Linked DNA regions of Homo sapiens: region 1 is linked to region 2. A link is an interaction called in ENCODE POLR2A ChIA-PET data of the cell type or tissue named here. Cell type or tissue: HepG2. All regions are shown on one strand. Links, peaks and the distances in the headings refer to the core of each region. The heading gives the core; the rest is flanking DNA. Region 1 overlaps GLDC (glycine decarboxylase). Region 2 has its middle 37 kb from the start of TPD52L3.

Region 1 (5,378 bases), core at 185-5,184, 160 kb before region 2:
ATTGGGAGCCATTTTGTGTTTTGCGTAGAAAGTTTTAGGAACTTTAACTTTTAATGTGGCAAGTTTGCAGATGTCATAGAGGCTATCCTGGAGACTTAATAGACATTTTTTTGTTCCAAAAGAGTCCATGTGGACTGTGCCATCTGTGGGAAATCCCAGGGCAAATGTTTACATTTTGTATACCCTGAAGAACTCTTTTTCCTCTAATATGCCTAATCTGTAATCACATTTCTGAGTGTTCTCCTCTTTTTCTGTGTGAGGTTTTTTTTTTTTTAATCTGCATTTATTAGTATTCTAATAAAAGCATCTTGATCGGAAGAATGCCTTTCTCTTGGTGTACTTTATAGTTTTACCACCGTTACAACCTAGATTCAGTGGGAGCTGAAGGGCAATGAGAACACCCAACCCAATAGCCATTGTTACATCATCAGTTTTGCCTTCGACTGGCTGAAGAAACAGTTGTCTTGGTCAACAGTGAAAACCACTTTGACCCTTTTTGTTGGAACTGAGTTAGAGTGCATGTAACTGTACTCCAGCTATGGAAGGTCAATCAAATAGCAATTTATCTTTTCTCATTTAAGTCCAGAGGTAATAAGCCAAGCACTGGTGCTCCTTCAGTTTTCCCGCTCTGCCCTCCTTTGCATAAAATTTTCATCCGCATGGTCTCAAGAAGGCTGTTGCATTTCCAGGCGTCTGACATACCCATTCTAGTTAGGATTAAAAGGGAAGAGCAAAGGCCAGGCGCGGTGGCTCATGCCTGTAATCCCAGCACTTTGGGAGGCTGAGGCGGGAGGATCACCTGAGGTCAGGAGTTGGAGACCAGCCTGGCCAACATGGTGAAACCCCATCTCTACTAAAAATACAAAAAATTAGCCGGGCATGGTGGTGCATACCTGTAGTCCCAGCTACTTGGGAGGCTGAGGTGGGAGAATTGCTTGAACCTGGGAGGCAGAGGTTGCAGTGAGCTGAGATTGCACCACTGCACTCCAGCCTGGGCAACAGAGTGAGACCTTGTCTCAAAAAAAAAAAAAAAAGAAGAGCAAAAGGCAGCTTCCACCCAAATCTGCTTCTTTTGAAATGTTTTCGAATATGTTCCACTCAGTAACTGCTGCAGCTGGCCAAAATTGGTTCAAATCTCACTCCCAGCTACAAGAAAGTGTGGGGAAGTCTGTTACCTGGGCATGTGACTGCCCCAAACAAAATCAGGAGTATGTTAATTTTTAAAAAGGTGGGGAGAATGGGTTTTAGGTTGGCAACTAGCATGCCTGCCACAAATGACTTTGCCTTAGAAGTAGCAAATGCTCTAATCATGACTACTTGGTTTCTTGCATGGCTGCTTCCTCCAACATTACTTAGTATCCCTAGGCTTTAATGCTAGTGATCTGGGTGCTCTATTGAATTATCTGCAAGTATTCCACTTATTTTTATATTTAAAAAGTTTATACAACAATTTACTTTAGCCTAACAAAGCAGTACAGAAGTGATGGGATTCACGGTTCCTTTTTTACACAATAATTAAATGATATCTATTAAATAGTGCATCTCAGGTATCAGGCAATTTTTTTTTTTTTTTTTTTTTTTTTTGAGACAGAGTCTCATTCTTGTCACCCAGGCTGGAGTGCATTGGTGCAATCTCGGCTCACTGCAACCTCTACCTCCCAGGTTCAAGTGATTCTCCTGCCTCAGTCTCCTGAGTAGCTGGGATTACAGGTGCCCACCACGAGGCCCAGCTAATTTGTGTACTTTTAGTAGATACGGGGTTTTGCCATGTTGGCCAGGCTGGTCTCGAACTCCTAACCTCAGGCCTCCAACTCCTGACCTCAGCCTCTCAAAGTGCTGGGATTACAGGCGTGAGTCACCATGCCCAGCTTGGTATTCTTTTAAGTGTTTGAAATACTACCTCATTTGACCCTCACAATGTTCCACTCTTACACATGTGGGGAAGGGTATGAAGAGATGCCTAAAGTCCCACTACCAGCCAGTAAGAGGGAGGGGCAGAATTTGGACCCAGCCTTACTGGCTCCAGTACCTATCAGCCAAAACAGGATACCCTGCTGCCATGGCAACTGCAGACCTGGGGACTCTGCCCTTCCTGAGTTGGAAACCCTGCTTAGTGCAAGCTAGCCATCAGGCCCTGGGACGGCCCCTTCCTAGGAAGGACAAGTGTATGACAGTAAATAATGGAAGCAAACAGCAATTCTTTTCTACTTACTTTACACAGTGTTTGTAGTTGAGTGCCAAGGTTGTTTCCATGGCTATTATCCATTACTTGCCCCCAGAACATAGCAGAGCCAAACATAGGCGATTAAGAGTCAAGTGAATCACTTGTCCTTCACTATTAATTGCTCATGTGTTACCTAACACTTGTGCCAGTCTTTCCCTGCCCCGGATCTTATCCTGAAAGGCACTGCCCCTTGAAGCCCTGTCCCCAGTCACCTTGCTTTACTAGTCATTCTCTGTATTTCATCCTAGCCATTTTCTGTATTTCATCATTTCAAAAATACCTTCTTCATATCCCCATGAAATAGGCTTTCTCTGTTATCTTCTATCTTGCCCCTTGGTTTGTTTCCTCCTGTACCCTGGGCACAACTGGTAATTTTTTTTTTTTTTTTTTTAACAGAGTCTTGCTCTTTTGCCCAGGCTGGAGTGCAGTGGCACGATCTCGGCTCACTGCAAGCTCCACCTGCCGGGTTCACACCATTCTCCTGCCTCAGCCTCCTGAGTTGCTGGGACTACAGGCGCCCACCACCACGCCTGGCTAATTTTTTGTATTTTTAGTAAAGGCGGGTTTCACCATGTTAGCCAGGATGGTCTCGATCTCCTGACCTCGTGATTCGCCCGCCTCGGCCTCCCAAAATGCTGGGATTACAGGCATGAGCCACCGCGCCCGGCCCACAATTAATTTTTTAATGTTCACTCAGTTTTTGTCTCTTTGTTTTGGTCTCTCTAGCAGAGACCGTATTTTACCCATTGTTGGATTCTCAGTGCTGAGCCGGGGCCTTCCAAGTAGTATGTGTTCAACAAATAAAAAGAAATATGGGTCGGGTGTGGTGATTCATGCCTGTAATCCCAGCACTTTGGGAGGCCGAGGCCCGTGGATTGCCTGAACTCAGGAGTTCAAGACCAACCTGGCCAACATGGTGAAACCTCGTCTCTACTAAAAATACAAAACACTAGCCGGACATGGTGGTGTGTGCCTGTAATCCCAGCTACTCAGGAGGCTGAGGCACAAGAATCGCTTGAACCCGGGAGGCAGAGTTTGCAGTGAGCCGAGATCACTCCACTGCACTCCAGCCTGGGTGACAGAGCAAGACTCTGTCTCAAAAAAAAAAAAAAAAAGAAAAAAGAAAAGAAATATGGTGGGCTGGGCACAGTGGCTCACCCCTATCATCTCAGTACTTTGAGAGGCTGAGGTGGGTGGATCACTTGAGGTCAGGAGTTCAAGACCAGCCTGGCCAACATAGAGAAACCCTGTCTCTACTAAAAATATAAAAATTAGCTGAGTGTGGCAGCACGTGCCTGTAATCCCAGCTACTCAGGAGGCTGAGGCAGGAGAATCACTTGAACCTGGGAGGCCGAGGCTGCAGTGAGCTGAGATCGGCCAATGCACTCCAGCCTGGCGACACAGCCAGACTCCATCTCAAAAAAAACAAAAAAACAAAAAACTGAATGATCTCAAAGAGGCGCATTGCCATGGAAACCCATATTTCCAATGTCTGCTGTGAGCAGTTCTGTTAAAGATATGTACAAAATGCCAGAGCTTGAAGATGGGGCCTCTGAAATGGCTTTGTGTAGAGTGTGTCCCCTAAAATTTTTCTGTTTATCATGGAAAAATATACATAATATATATTTGTGTATATATATACATAATATATGTATATATACATAATATATATCATATATACATAATATATACATATACATAATATATATCATGGAAAATATACATAATATACATAATATACAAAATATACATAATATACAAAATATACATAATATATATCATGGAAAAATATACATAATACAAAATGTAGCACTTTAACCATTCTCAGGAACAATGTATGAGTTAAGTACATTCACAATGTTGTGCATGTTTGAGCAGAGGTGGTTTTTTTTAGTCAAGTGAAGCAGCGGGAGTGGAGAGGAGCAGTTTTAAGACTGGGAGCCTGAGGCCATCATGCGCACCCATCCTATGAACTGGGTATCCCCTCTGCATCCTCACAGCCCTGGGCCCTAGCCACTTCCACCTGGGACCCACCACAGGCCACTGAGAGCAATCCTCACCTGGTAGCCTGGTGTGATAAAGAGCAAGAGCCCTGGCCCCATCTGAAAACCCATGAGACCTACGTGCTCCAGGAAACAGCCCAAACCCTGGCCAACGTCTGACCAACAGTTCTGTCGCGAGCCCTGCAAATCACTAAAAGGGCTCACGATTCAGCTTCTAAATTGTTTGTCTCAGATGGATTCATGCACCCCGCAGTGGCACCTAAATCCTTTTTCTAAATGAGGGGCACTAGTTTTGTCATTGGAAACCTGATGCCCCTTATCCAGATAAAGGGTTGCCTCTCAACTTGCATTGTTCACATTTCAGGGAACTTTCCATAACTCTAGGCCTTTAAGGGATAAGGCTGGTCTTAGTTAACCTTGCATCTTTTATGCAAGTCTTACCATTTTAAGAGAAAGCCCCCTTTTCCCTGGCTTTGGCCAGGGATCCTACAGTTAGTCCCAGACTGGCGCTTTGGCCTTGAGCTCTGATCTGCTTGGCTCCTTGCTCCTGCCAGCACTGAGTCAAAGAAGTCTCTCCCTGACCCTCCACTCTTCCCCAACCAACTAGGCAGCAAGATTGCTGAACTGAGTGGACCACATGGGAGCCCAGATCTGAGACAAGATATAGGGAAGGGAGTGAACATCCCAGGGATTAAAATGTCTGAGAGGTTGAAAATTGTGTTCAGAAGGCCAGGTGTGGTGGCTCACACCTGTAATCCCAGCACTTTGGGAGGCTGAGGTGGGCGGATCACCTGAGGCCAGGAGTTTCAGACCAGCCTGGCCAACATGGTGAAATCCTATCTCTACTAAAAATACAAAAATTAGCTGGGTGTGGTGATGGGCACCTGTAATCCCAGCTACTTGGGAGGCTGAGGCAGGAGAATTGCTTGAACCTGGGAGGCAGAGGTTGCAGTGAGCCGAGATCACACCACTATACTCCAGCCTGGATGAGAGAGTGAGACTCCAACTCAATAAATAAATAAGGAAAACTGTGTTCAGAGAGCAGCAGCCCCTGAGAGTAGGGCTGGTGGCAACATCCCTGGATCATTACAGTATCCCAGGATGGCAGGTTGAGGGGCTGGAAGACCACCTTTTATGGATGCGGGTCACTA
Region 2 (5,378 bases), core at 260-5,259:
TCCAAAGTATTCAAATTTCTTTTCCCTGAAACAACTCTTTTTCTTTTATTTTACATAATATTATAAATCAATCAGCATAAAAGTTTTTAGAAGACACACAAAACTGACCCTTAGTTAGCAGATGATTCACAATTTCAAGAGCAGATGAAAGAGTAGCCTATTGCCATTAAGAACTTGATGGGCCATGGCCAGCAGTGGGTTTTATAGAGGGAAAAGAGTGTCAGTTTATCTGGTGACTCGGGTAACTTAGAGTTGCTTGAGAGTGTCTACTAAACTGCCTTCCAGGAGAGTTTTATTGATTTGCCCTCTTAGCAGCAGTGTATGAGGGTGCTCGTCTCCTTTTACCCTGGTTCTCAAACTAGTGTTCACAAGAATCACTTAGAGAGCTTTGTTAAAAATATGTAGATTCTTGACATGCCATACTAACAGATTCTGATTTGGGGCAAGTCCAAAATGTCTGCAAAAAAGCGCACCAGGCATTTCTTAAGTAGATGTTAGTAAAAATGTTTAACTCAAGGATGAGATACTATGATTCTTATTTGTCCACAGTCTTCTAATCATTTGGTTACAATAACAAAGTAACCCATCTAGCTAATTCCGTTTCTTTATCCAAACTATTATTCCCAATCTATTGTTTCTAGATAAATGACTCTCAGGAAAAGAATTCTCTTGGCCCATGTTTTCTGGTGATAGTGATTTTGACAATCTCATGTTTAGATTTCTTAAAACAATTGAAGCTAGAGGTTTGAAAAGTCTAAATGCATCTTAGCAGTAGAGGTATATCCTCTGAGGCACACCATGTAGGTTTTTCACAAAGTTGGATTAGAATTTGGAGGTAACTCAGCTAATTTAGATTCTTGACTATAATATTAAACAATTTCTGAATAGCAAGCTCCTCTTAGTTTTAACACAAAGTCACTTTGCCATTAAACTGAATTTAAATAAACCTAAAGCAGGTAGACTGAGGTTCTCCCTCCCTCCTTCCCTCCCTCCCTCCCTTACTCCCTCCCTCCCTTCCTTCCTTCTCTCTTTATCTTTCTCTTTCTCTTTATGATGGGGTCTCACTTTGTCACCCAGCCTGAAGTGCAGTGGCATGATCTTGGCTCACTGCAACCTCCACCTTCCAGGGTCAGGTGATCCTCCCACCTCAGCCTCCCAAGTAGCTGTTATCTTTCTCTTTCTCTTTATGATGGGGTCTCACTTTGTCACCCAGCCTGAAGTGCAGTGGCATGATCTTGGCTCACTGCAACCTCCACCTTCCAGGGTCAGGTGATCCTCCCACCTCAGCCTCCCAAGTAGCTGGGATTAGAGGCACATGCCACCACATCTGGCTAATTTTTCTGTTTTTTGTAGGACAGGGTTTCACCATGTTGCCCAGACTGGTCTCAAACTCCTGGGCTCAAGGGATCTGCTTGTCTCAGCCTCTGAAAGTGCTGGGATTACAAGCGTCAGCTACCACACCTGGCCCAGGAGTTTGTTTTCTAAAAGTCACATATCTAATGTCAATAATGCTAAAACCTGAATTTGTAATAAGTAGGAGGTAATGCCTGTTATCCCCTAAATAACAACAACAATAACAACAAACACCCATTTCTCTTTGGACAGTGGAAAACCAGAGCTAATTTACTAACTCCTTTAGAGGTTCAGCAGCTTCATCCATCTTGACTAAATTGTAGTGTAGCTATCCAGTGCTTTGCAGAGAAGAGTGGGAGATATTTATCAGGTTTTCTTGCTATTTTGTAAAGGTTGAGGGAATGGTACCCAGCTGCAAAGGAAGATGCTTTTCTTACTGAGGTGAAGGTTTTTTGAACTTTCCTTTCCAAACCAGGGCCCTAGGACACTGAGTCGGCCTGAAGAGCCAGGGCTGGCCTGCTAGAGTCAATGAATGTTAGCAAGAGAATGCCCAGGGGTCTGGGCAGAGTTGAAATCTGAAGAGAGTATCTGTGGCTCTAGAAGGCCAAAGTAGGAGTCACAGAAGGCCTGACTCCATCTGTGAATCAGGCAGGGAACTGTTAAATGCCCTAGCCTACTCAAAGAAGTGTGAGACAAAATACATGAACACGAGTCAGAAAATCCAGGGCTCCACTAAACAGGAAATTTGTTGAGAGAATCACCTGGGAAAACAAAGAGTTGTTATCAGAGGATCTCTTAGTGAAGTTTGACAGAAAAGAGAACTAATGTTTATTGATGCTATCTTATATATATCTCATTGAACATAATCATCATTTCTCCAGAAGTTAAAAAATGCTTGAAATAAAAGGCCAAAGAAAGTTAGTAAGTAATAAGTAAGTAAATGAATGAATGAATGAATAAATGAGTGAAAGGCAGTAAAGGTACTAGCTTTATAAGGCTCACTTTTGCATCTATGGTATTGTATGATGGTATGGAATATTCTAGACAAGAGAATTGGCTGATGCCAAATAGTGATATGTATCAGACACTATACAGCCCTTAGTTCGTGGATGTCCTGACAAAGACTCTATTTGGCCAAACTTGGGCTCTTTTTGACTAAGCCTCAACCTTGGCCTATAAGAGTTGCAGACACTCAGTATAAATGATTTCATTCATCTCCCTTCCCACCTCCCCCCACAGCCTCCTGCCACCCAAACACACAATAAGAGAACCGAACAAACCCTAGCATAGTTTGTAGCTCAAGGTCTTATCCTGGGATGACCTGCAGCCCTCTCCTTCCTTTTAAGTTTCTACTTGGGAAAGCTCAAGGCTGCCAAAAGAATTTATTTCAGTCAACACCTGAAGATAGGGGAACAATCTCCTAGTCTCTGTGGGAGGGTAGGAGCCTAACTTAGATAAGCACCAGTTAGCAAACCCACATGGCTTAATCACATTGACCAACCCACCAACCCACTTTTTGTAATTTCTCACTTCCCTGACTGCTCAAGCCCCAGCTCATTTCTCCTCCTTACTCCCTCATTCTCTGTTTAAAACACCAGTGACTTCTACATGGACTGAAGTTGAGCTCTGATTACACTGGACTGTCTTCCCTACTGCAGTAATTACTGAGTAGAATCTGACTTTAGTTTCTTTAACTAGTGTGTCCAGGTTGGTTTCTCTTTGACAGTTTTTATAAGTTTGTATGGCTCTAGTTGTGAGATGTCATTTTCCCCTCACTTGTGCTAGGTTATGTGCCTTTACAGATCCGTCTAACCCTATGGGTTCCATGGTTCTTGGCTGCTAATGGCAGGAACTTTAGACCCCTATCTGATCCATCTGGAACTAAGGGATGCCCAGAGAGAACACGGAAGTACTGAGGCATTATGCCCTGTGGGGCAAACTTGGCTAAAAAGAGACAGGAGTCAGAAAGGAGAAGCAGATAAATTGTCCACCTTCTTCTCCCTGACAGATGATTTCAAGACACAGGACTCATGTGGTCTTTCTTGAAAGATCCCATGACACTGAGCGATTAGTTGCGTGCCTTGTAAAGCTGTGGTCAGCTTAGTAATACACTCCTTTGTGTTTGCCCTTTCTCCTTCCCTGCCCTACTGTTTAATTAATTAACTAATTTATTTATTTATTTTTGAGATAGAGTCTCACTCTGTCGCCCAGGCTGGAGTGCAGTGGCACGATCTGTGCTCACTGCAACCCCTGTCTCCCAGGTTCAGGTGATTCTCCTGCCTTAGCCTCCCAAGTAGCTGGGAGGTGACTGCCACTGCGCCCAGCTAATTTCTGTATTTTTAGTAGAGACAGGGTTTCACCATGTTGACCAGGCTGGTCTTGAACCTCTGATCTTAGGTGATCCACCTGCCTCAGCCTCCCAAAGTGCTGGGATTACAGGCGTGAGCCACCATGCCTGGCCTATTTTTTATTTTTATTTTTTTTGAGACAGAGTCTTGCTCTGTTGCCCAGGCTGGAGTGCAGTGGTGGGATCTCAGCTCACTGCAACCTCTATCTCCTGGGATCAAGTGATTATCCTGCCTCAGCCTCCCGAGCAGCTGGGACTACAGGTATGCACCACCATGCCCAGCTAGTTTTTGTATTTTTAGTAGAGACAGGGTCTCATCATGTTGGGCAGGCTGGTCTAAAACTCCTGGCCTCAAGTGATCCACCCACCTCAGCCTCCCAAAGTGTGGGGATTACAGGTGTGAGCCATCACACCCAGCCTTTTTTTTTTTTTTTTTTTTTTTTTTTTAAAGACGGCATCTCTGTCTGTCACCTAGGCTGGAGCATAGTGGCATGAGCACAGCTCACTGCAGCCTCAAACTTATGGGCTCAGGCAATCCTCTCACCTCAGTCTCCTGAGTACCTAGGACCACAGGTGCATGCTACCATATCCAGCTAATTTTTTTTTTTTGAGACGGTGTCTCGCACTGTCACCCAGGCTGGAGTGCAGTAGTGTGATCTCTGCTCACTTCAACCTCTCCCTCTTGGGTTCAAGTGATTCTCCTGCCTCAGCCTTCCGAGTAGCTGGGATTACAGGCACTCACCACCATGCCCAGCTAATTTTTTGTATTTTTAGTAGAGACAGGGTTTCACTATGTTGGCCAGGCTGGTCTCGAAACTCCTGACATTGTGATCTGCCTGCCTCGGCCTCCCAAAGTGCTGGGATTACAGGCATGAGCCACTGCGCCTGGCCAATTTTTAAATTTTCTATATAGACAGGGTCTCACTCTGTTGCCAAGCTGGGCTCAAGTGATCCTCCTGCCTTGGCCTCCCAAAGTGCTGGTATTACAGGCATGAGCTGCCACGCTCAGCGCTATTCCTCTTTTTCCCTCACTCTTTCTTCCCTGCACCCTCTAATAAAATATTAGCATAAAAGCTTTCCCTCAGGCTTTGTTTTTTTTTTTTTTAGGGAACTAAGGCTAAGCAAATGAATTCTAGTGTTTGCCCAAAAAAGCAAACTCTCAGGATGGAATTTCAATTGCCTATTGACTAAAGGCAATGGAGACCCCATTGCTAGTGGCAAGTGGAGCCATAATAACCTCTTGCAGTGGGATCACAATTTATGCAGCTTTTGCTTGTGGTTTATTGGGAGGAGATACAAAGCAGAAGGAGAGGCATTGGGAGATCAGCATGTGGAAAATTGTAAGGCTGTATGGGTGGCTAATTTTGGTGTCAGTGCCAGTCTTATAAAAAGAGAATGGTAGGCTCAGGAAAGCTAATTGTGAACTTAAGGGATCCTCTAAAAACCAGAGGTCTCAATAGCAGTAGGGCCTCAGGGTAGAACAAATAGAAAATCAGATCCAGATTCTAATTATAAGGACAGTAGAGATGTAAAGGAAATTAAATTTGCAGCTTCAATGAATATACTATATTATAGTCTGGTCCCAGATGGTGAAGAGGGCACACAGACTTGGGATAAGGCTATCTGAATGAATAAACCTAAGAATCCTGAACTGAAAATTCACCTGAAGTTTCTGGGC

What was found. ChIA-PET counts read pairs that join two places held together with the same protein. Peaks named below come from ENCODE experiments on the same cell type or tissue, not always from the same donor. Only the 100,000 strongest peaks of a DNase experiment are listed, where the experiment ranks them.
Region 1: POLR2A ChIA-PET joins it to region 2 with 7 read pairs; 5 of 35 experiments call an interaction of 5 or more read pairs at or near these places.

What each region holds. Positions count from the first base shown.
Region 1 is chr9:6,527,407-6,532,784 of GRCh38, reverse strand. It overlaps GLDC (glycine decarboxylase), which reads left to right. Exons shown (of 25, transcript NM_000170.3): 25 at 1-318. Among named protein-coding and RNA genes, the nearest start is that of GLDC, 120 kb to the left of the region's middle. In HepG2, for the core only: no CTCF peak of the experiment used is centred there; a DNase peak (open chromatin) is centred at 2,134.
Region 2 is chr9:6,362,501-6,367,878 of GRCh38, reverse strand. No RefSeq gene overlaps it. Among named protein-coding and RNA genes, the nearest start is that of TPD52L3, 37 kb to the right of the region's middle. In HepG2, for the core only: no CTCF peak of the experiment used is centred there; no DNase peak of the experiment used is centred there.